Linked DNA regions of Homo sapiens: all the other regions are linked to region 1. Evidence: chromatin loops called from intact Hi-C (ENCODE). Cell type or tissue: PC-3. All regions are shown on one strand.

What was found. Peaks named below come from ENCODE experiments on the same cell type or tissue, not always from the same donor. Only the 100,000 strongest peaks of a DNase experiment are listed, where the experiment ranks them.
Region 2: a loop joins it to region 1, with 6 times the contacts of the local background. A loop is called at or near these places in 3 of 110 quality-filtered maps.
Region 3: it touches region 1 in a loop (4-fold over the local background); 3 of 110 quality-filtered maps call a loop at or near these places.

Annotation. Positions count from the first base shown.
Region 1 is chr5:125,407,896-125,410,395 of GRCh38, forward strand. No RefSeq gene overlaps it. Among named protein-coding and RNA genes, the nearest start is that of LINC02240, 84 kb to the right of the region's middle. In PC-3, no CTCF peak of the experiment used is centred here; a DNase peak (open chromatin) is centred at 996; H3K4me3 peaks cover 1,452 bases; H3K27ac peaks cover 2,500 bases.
Region 2 is chr5:124,948,628-124,951,127 of GRCh38, forward strand. LOC107986391 (a long non-coding RNA gene) reads left to right here and starts at 2,225. Exons shown (of 5, transcript XR_001742528.2): 1 at 2,225-2,500. In PC-3, no CTCF peak of the experiment used is centred here; a DNase peak (open chromatin) is centred at 1,414; H3K4me3 peaks cover 298 bases; H3K27ac peaks cover 2,010 bases.
Region 3 is chr5:125,294,440-125,296,939 of GRCh38, forward strand. The region is part of intron 4 of LOC101927421 (a long non-coding RNA gene); the gene reads left to right. Among named protein-coding and RNA genes, the nearest start is that of LINC02240, 200 kb to the right of the region's middle. In PC-3, no CTCF peak of the experiment used is centred here; a DNase peak (open chromatin) is centred at 1,302; H3K27ac peaks cover 1,234 bases.

The DNA.
Region 1 (2,500 bases):
CAGAGGAAAAGAAATCAATGCCTGTATTTTCCATTATGACAAAGCTCATAATTGTCCTTAAATGGACTTTTTGTACTCAAGGCTTATGATTCCAATTTGTCATTAGTGATAACTTGCATCAGTATCTAGAAAAGAGAAAGTTTCAGAGAAGACAAAAAAGTCTTCTATCTTAATTTTCACAGCCATTTATTGATGTGCACATTACTTTCATTCTTTCAACCTAAATTGAATGTAATATGCAAAATAGACTATCTGAATAAGTAGATTATTAGGAAGAAAAAGGTAGCATGAGTCCTGTTCACTATAAGGGAAAGTATATTAAACAAATTATAAATAATATAATTACAAACCATTGTAGATCTACAAAGTATTTCTTGTGTGGTTTACTTAAGGATAGTATAGTCATTTAAGTTGCAAAGAATAGCCACAGAAGGAAGCATACCTATTCTACCTGAATTCTACAGAATTTTCAGTAACAAAAAAAACTGCAGATCCCCTTTCTAATGTTCAATGTGGAAATAAAAAGCCTCGTCCTTTTAGCTATTAAACACCATATCTTTTGATCACTGAGTCTTCCTCTTTTATTTATTTATAGATGTGAAAGAGCAGGTAGAATTATGCACTGCAGGTATCTGAGAATTTCAGTTTCAGAAGGAACAATAAGGATGGTGCCATCCAACCCGGCTATGCCACAGGCAAGACTCACAGAGGTAAAATGAGTGTGCAAAGTCAGGAGCAAATCCAGGGCTGGAATCTGGGGCTTTTCCCATTATCCTAGGCTTGATCTAAGGTCAGCACTGTCTAAGTTAATGAACATACAGTTTTGCAGTTCTAGCAACAGAGCTCAATAAAACTACACTTGTTCTGGTGCACACCAATGAGATCATCCAAGGTCATTATTTCTGTCTTCCAAGCTCTGCAGATCAGCACACTACTGAAACCCAATTAAACCACAAGAGGTGGGGAAACATTAAAAATGAATCATTGACTGTTTAGGGGGAAATAAAAAGACAAGGCTTTCTGAGTCAGCTGAAACTTTCATCAGCCACTGGGCGTACCCTGTGAGCAAAGGAAGTCACAGGGGCCCAATGAGATACCTCTGTCATATTTTTTTCTCCAGATTGTGCTTTCTTGAAGAGATACTGAATTTAAAATGGAGCTATTTGGCAATGACAGGAGTTTAAAGGAGAGAGTTGGGAATTAGACCTTGCACCAAATAATCTACATCCCTGCAAGTGAGTGCGCCGTATTTCAAGCTATTCTGGTTGGCTGAGCAAAGCCCTGCATTTTTGTTAACTCCCTTTAATTAATCTTGTCATAAGTCCTATAGTGAGGTGGATGAACTTTCAAACATTAAACAGTGGAATTACTCACCGGGTGGCTTTTCCCAAACACTCCAACCCCAATTAAAGAGCTGTATTTGGTTTGGGTTTCCTCAAATGGCGCTCCTGTTAACACTCATCAAACACAGGAAAAATAAAACAGCAATTTAACTGTGCCCGCAGTGTGAAAGGCTTGTGCAAATAATCAGCACATTTCTAACCGGTTAGTAATAGGCAGAGTGCAAAAAACAAATGACCAGATTTATACCACTGGGCAGGTCTGAAAGCAATGTTACAGCTGAAATATATTCATTTACAATTTAAAGCAAGGCTTTCAGTGAATAATTGTTTACATAATAGTGAACAGTGCTTGTGCTGCACAACTGGGATCCATTTACAATGTGTTAACCAAATAATGCATGTTTACAAAAGATTTAGAGTTTGTTTTTGGAGAAAAGAATCGTGGTACCCTTGCCAACAAAAGCAGAGCAGTATGTACAGTTAGTAAATCTTTTCTTAGCTGCAAAATTAGCGTCAAGTTGCTTGAGCCCGTAAACTACGTCAGCATAAGTCACTCTCATTAAATTGATGTGTGAAGGTAGTATTCTTAAACAGCAGGTTGCTCCATTCTGATTTTTTTTTTTAATCAGTCAAATAATGAGGTGGGGGTAGAGTTGCTTAACCAGGCCAAGGGAAAAAGAAAGCGGAATCATCTTAAAACGGCCATCCCGGATTTAATAGCCTACAACAAAACCCTAAGCAGGTCAACTTCATGGTTCAGCAATTCCTAAAAGCCTTGTCTACTTCTCCAAAGCTTATCGGTGACGGCTGGTGTATAAGAGCTCCCAATGAGGACTGATTTACAGCACTGAAGGGCTTTGCAGTGACAAAGGAGGGCCAGGGTCCTCGAGTGCTTTCTGTATTTTTAAGATCCCAGAAGATGATGTGGTTCTGTGATAGGAATCTCTTAAACTTTACCATTGACATAAACAGGTCACAGTGCCTGCAAAAGCTTAAGCAGGAGTCAGGAGCAGTCTCTCTCTCTCCTTTTTTTCTGGGTCAGAGTCAGATTTTATCGAGTCAAGCTATCTAATTGAACACAAACCATGTGATAGGACCCAAACAGAGTGTATTAAAAATGAAACAGAAGGAGCCAGGTTTGTCTCAGGCTAGTGCTG
Region 2 (2,500 bases), 460 kb before region 1:
AAACACTTGAGGGTTTAATTGAAAGTAATTATGGCATTGGCCCGCTGCCAATGGAAAATTTTCAGAAAACGCATCTTTTGCAAGGAAGTAAACTCCCAAATAGTTGCGAAAGGAAAACCTTTTTTGAAAAAAAGCTCCAAACCCAGGTAATTGTTTTTAGCAGTTTCCCTCCCATGGGTAAAATCTTTGTATTTTCCAAAACTTTCCTGAAACACAATGTAGAACAATAATAAAATACAAGGAAATGTAATACAACTAAAAATTCAGTCTTTTCCTTAGAGAAGTCATAGCTATTTACATAGTTCCATGGGCCTCTACCGTGAAGAAAATCATAGAAATGTGGCAGAAGCCTGAAGGAAATGAAACATCCTCTGTAACTCCATTCTGTTCTATTTCTGTTGGCTTTCCCGGGAATTCAGGTAGTCAGACAGAGAAACTGAATACCCTTCTTGTGGTTGTCTGAACGTTCAAGATCTCTGAATCGGCATGGGAGCAGTAAAACAAAGTTAGGATGTGTTGGTCAGAGGAACAAGGGGAAACTTAAAATGAGTTTGAAAACTATTTGTTAAAAAATGTAAAAGCCTTTTGCCTGTCTGGTACATAAATTTGCTGAAAGGCAAATTAATTTCTAATGACCTTTCTTAAATTATACAGTGTTTGAATTTGAATGTTTAGAGACCAATGGTTTGGTCAGGTAGGCACAGTGGGTTTGTTGTTGTTGTTACTGTTATTTGTAATTGTTTTGCTGTTTTTTGTTTTTGAATGCCTTCAGGTACATTATGTATTTTTCCGTTGGCCATAGGCCCAACTGCTCCCTGTTATTTTATACATATTCAAAGTTAGTATATTTATCTTTGCAAATCTTTAGTTAGCAATTTTAGAGAAAGCCTGTTGTTGTCAGGTAATAACAAAAGCCGCCTTTGTATAAGTGCCTACAGTTTGTTAGGCACTTAATCACCATTTACCATAACAGCAATCCCATTGGTAGATACTATTATCCCACTTAAAAAGATGTGGAGCCCACTAAGTAGTAATGCTGGAATTTGAACCCAGGTAAGTCGAGCTCCAACACCTGTCCTCTTTCCGTTATGCCTCAACTTCCTTTAGATTCAGGAATCAGAGAAATCACATTATATACCAACTTTAAAATATGTCTCTTGACACAATGTACAGGATAAATGACATCTGTACGTTGTTAAGTTCCAAGATAAAAAAGTGCAAGAACCTTGAACCTCAACTAAGATTCATAAAAGAAAGAATGAGGCATTTGTTCTGGAGAAGACCAGCAACTAGGAAGAACAGATTTTTTTTCTTTTTCTTTTGGTAATACTGCCTGAGGGCCCAAAGTGGTCAACCTTTGTCATAATTCATTTGGCAGGCCCGTAAAGATAGCTCAGTCATTTAGTCTAACAAAATATTTTTTAGCAGTCAGGGTACATACTTGATTTGGATCCAGGGACAAATGGCTCTCCAAGGGCTTGCTGGCAGGTTGATGACGCGATGCATCAACTGGATGTATCAGGACTTAATAGTACTGAACCATGGAGCACATTTAAAAAGCTCACATACGTTCTCAAATATCATAGAATATAACAAATTTCATTGCCTTCAACTCAAATGATATTTAGAATATGTGCTACATCAGTCTTTCTGCTCCGGGATTCAGTAATGGTCCAAGGTTGTTGTCTTCTTTTCAAATGTAAAAAGCTTAACTTGAAATATGGGTCATTTATCTTGGGCATGGTTTGAAATGGCATATATTCGATCATGTTGTAATACATAATATCTTACAATTTAACCATAAAGGAAGTTACAGCCACACATCATTTTGTCCAAAATCACTGAGAATGGAGATGCGCTACTTAAACACATTTTCTTGAATACCTTTCTTTTACTTTGAAATCCTCCAAAATTATAAAACTAACTTTTACTCATTCAGGCTTGATTTAAACAGAATCAGCTCCACAATTGAGCTTCCTAATGACTTAAAGTTTTTGTGTAATTAGCTTTTTTATTACTAAAGTCGGGGAAAGGAGCACTAAAGACAGTCTTACGGATTTGTCTGGACCTACCTTCAACCTTCAGCACTTCAGAGTCAGAAGGTGTTGCTTTTGCCCTGCCTTCTTGTCAGTGATTATGCTTTCTTCTTTTTTGCTTACTCTGATTTTTATCTCAGAAAATAGATATTAAACTTCTAAATCTAAAATTCCAAAAACAGAAATACCAATCCCATTTATGCTTTCTTCTTGAGTTATGTCTCTTGTGGAGATGGTTAATTGGTGACCCTTCTCCTTTGCCCCCATTCCCAAAAGATATGTCTACCTCTCAACCTGCAGAGCCTATGAATATTGCCTTATCCAGAAAAAGGGTCTTTGGAGATATAATTATGTTTCTTCAGAAGAGGAGCTTATCTTGGATTATTCAAGTAGCTTCCAAATGCAATGACAGATCTTTGTAAGAGATGCATAGAGGAGACAGATGTACAGGAGGAAGCCAAGTG
Region 3 (2,500 bases), 110 kb before region 1:
TAGCATTGGTGGACCTGATAGGCATGAGATATCAGCATTGATAACTTGATGAATGGGGACTGTGATCTCTACCCTGTCCTCCCCAGTCTACCTAATACCAACGTCATGGATATATTTGCAGTGCAGGTTGATAAAATTAAGAGCAGGCTTTTGCAAGAAACAAAGCTTTGTTAGCTTTTTAATCCGATCAAACAAATACATAAAACAAATAAACAAAAAAGCCACCCAGTTTCAGACTATATGTGTCTGTTTATATGTAGGATTCCAGATTTGATGAAGAAAAATCTTAGGGCGTGGTCTATCACTAACATCTGTAATCTGCACCAACTGTCTTGCAAATGCATTCTTCAAACAGGGGGTATGCTGATCAGTGAAATATATCACTGCTCCAGAAAATTTTCTGAATAGCCTCAAGTGACTGTTGGTGGGTGAAGAGTGCCACTGCCATATAAAGCACTTGGCAAAGACCTTGAACAACTTGAGCACTACTAGAGAATTGCTACAGTCAGGAAGGCAAGTTGGTTTTATCTCTTGGCTATTCTGATTATTCAAAGCAGTTATCTGGAGCAATGTTCTGACAAGGACTGTCAGATAAGCCCCAGGTTCATGGAAAGAGGGAGGGTTGGCTTGGTGATGCTGGAGGTTGGAATATTGTGTCATCCTTTCATCTGTCAGCCTTTACTCTGCTTTCCAGGCACCGAGGTGAGCCAGTGTATCTTAAAGTGTAATTGTGTGCCTCACAGATTGCATATGTGATGATTTTATTACAATGATTGTTTACGTATAATATATGTGTCTATATAATTGATTTATACAGAGTAAAATTTAACAAGCACACAAAATTCTGAAGGAATTCACAGGATTTGGCTAAGTACAATAAACAATTTAACTTAATGTCTATTTAAAGAAAAATATCTAAGTTCATAGGAGAGATGATAAATAACTGGCAAAAATCCTACAGTTAGAACGTAGGTTGGTGCAAAAGCAATTGTGGTTTTTGCTATTGCTTTTGATGGCAAAAACCGCAATTAATTTTGCACCAACCTAATAAATTAGTTTAGGAAAATTATGTTAAATTATAGGGATGCAGAGATAAATATATACTGGTCTCTACCCTTGAAAAAACTTGCATTCTTTTTCTTGTTCTTCTTGGATTCCATCCAAGTTTCACTCTTACATTAATGTCAGCTATAGTTTTGAGATGAGTCAGCTTAATCAACTACTGGCTTTCTTTGGATGTGAATGATATGGTAGCTCTTTAAATCCTGAATGTTGTGAGTACCTTGGAAGAGAAGCAAGGTAACTTCTGCACCTCGTCCAATAATCAGTTTACTTGGGGGATTTGTCATCAGTCCTCAGAGAAGTGAGTCACAGCAGTTACCATCTTCGGGCACTTTCAGCAGGCCACAGCAATAAGTTACTGATACACACTGGAAATTTTAACTATTTACTAGTTTGGAATACTTCAGTCAACCCATCAAGTTACTCCTCCCATTGGGGAAAGTAAATTAAGATCAGAAGTTTGGGACGAAATTGTGGCTTATGCCTGTAATTCTAGCACTTTGGGATGCCGAGGCAGGAGGATTACTTGAGTCCAGGAATTCAAAGCCAGCCTAGGCAACGTAGCAAGACCCTGTCTCTAAAAAATAAAAATAAAAAAGTTAGCCAGGCATAGTGGTATATGCTTGTAGTCCCAGCTACTCAGCAGGCTGAGGTGGGAGGTGGAACCTGGGAGGTGGACGTTGCAGTGAGCCGTGATAGCACTGCTACACTTCAGCCTAAGTGATAGAGTGAGATCCTGTCTCTGAAAAAAGAAAAAAAAAAAAAACAGATAGGTGCCCGCTTGGTGATTAATGTATCAAACCCAAAGGAGATGAATGATTTACAAGTTTGGTTCCAAAACCTCTTTTAGAAGTCAATCAGTTGTTTAATTTGAAATTCTCATTCTCTCTCTTTATATATATATATATACTTTTTTCTCTCCTACCAACTGGAGTTTATGATATAGTTATTTACTCAGGTTAAACTAAAAAATAATTCCTTCTTTTTGGGAAAGAAATATAGTTGTACATAGAGAGTTTAACCTCTGTTGTTTATTCTACCAAAGTAATTCTTTAAAAATAATAGTAGTTAGTAATGGTGATGTGCTTAAATGATAAGAGTTAACTCAATTTCAGCTGCTCCTCCAGACCTTGGCTATTGTGGGTATGCTGGTCCAAAAGGGAAGGTATGTGGTCCATAGGTAGAGGTTGGTGAAAAGATGGGCTGGGATGCTACTAATGAGACCAGTGTGGAGGAGGGGATGGAGGGGCAGTTATAGTGCAGTTATAGTGCTGAAGGTCCAAGCCCTAACCCTTCTTTGATCTCTTAGAAGCCAGCAATTGGGTGGGAGATAAGGATGCAAAGGATGCTGACCTAGGCATTAAGAGGTCATTTTGAAAGGAAAAACAAACAGGCAGGATATCCTAGTGAAGGAAATCTGGGCCAAGACGTCAGTTCC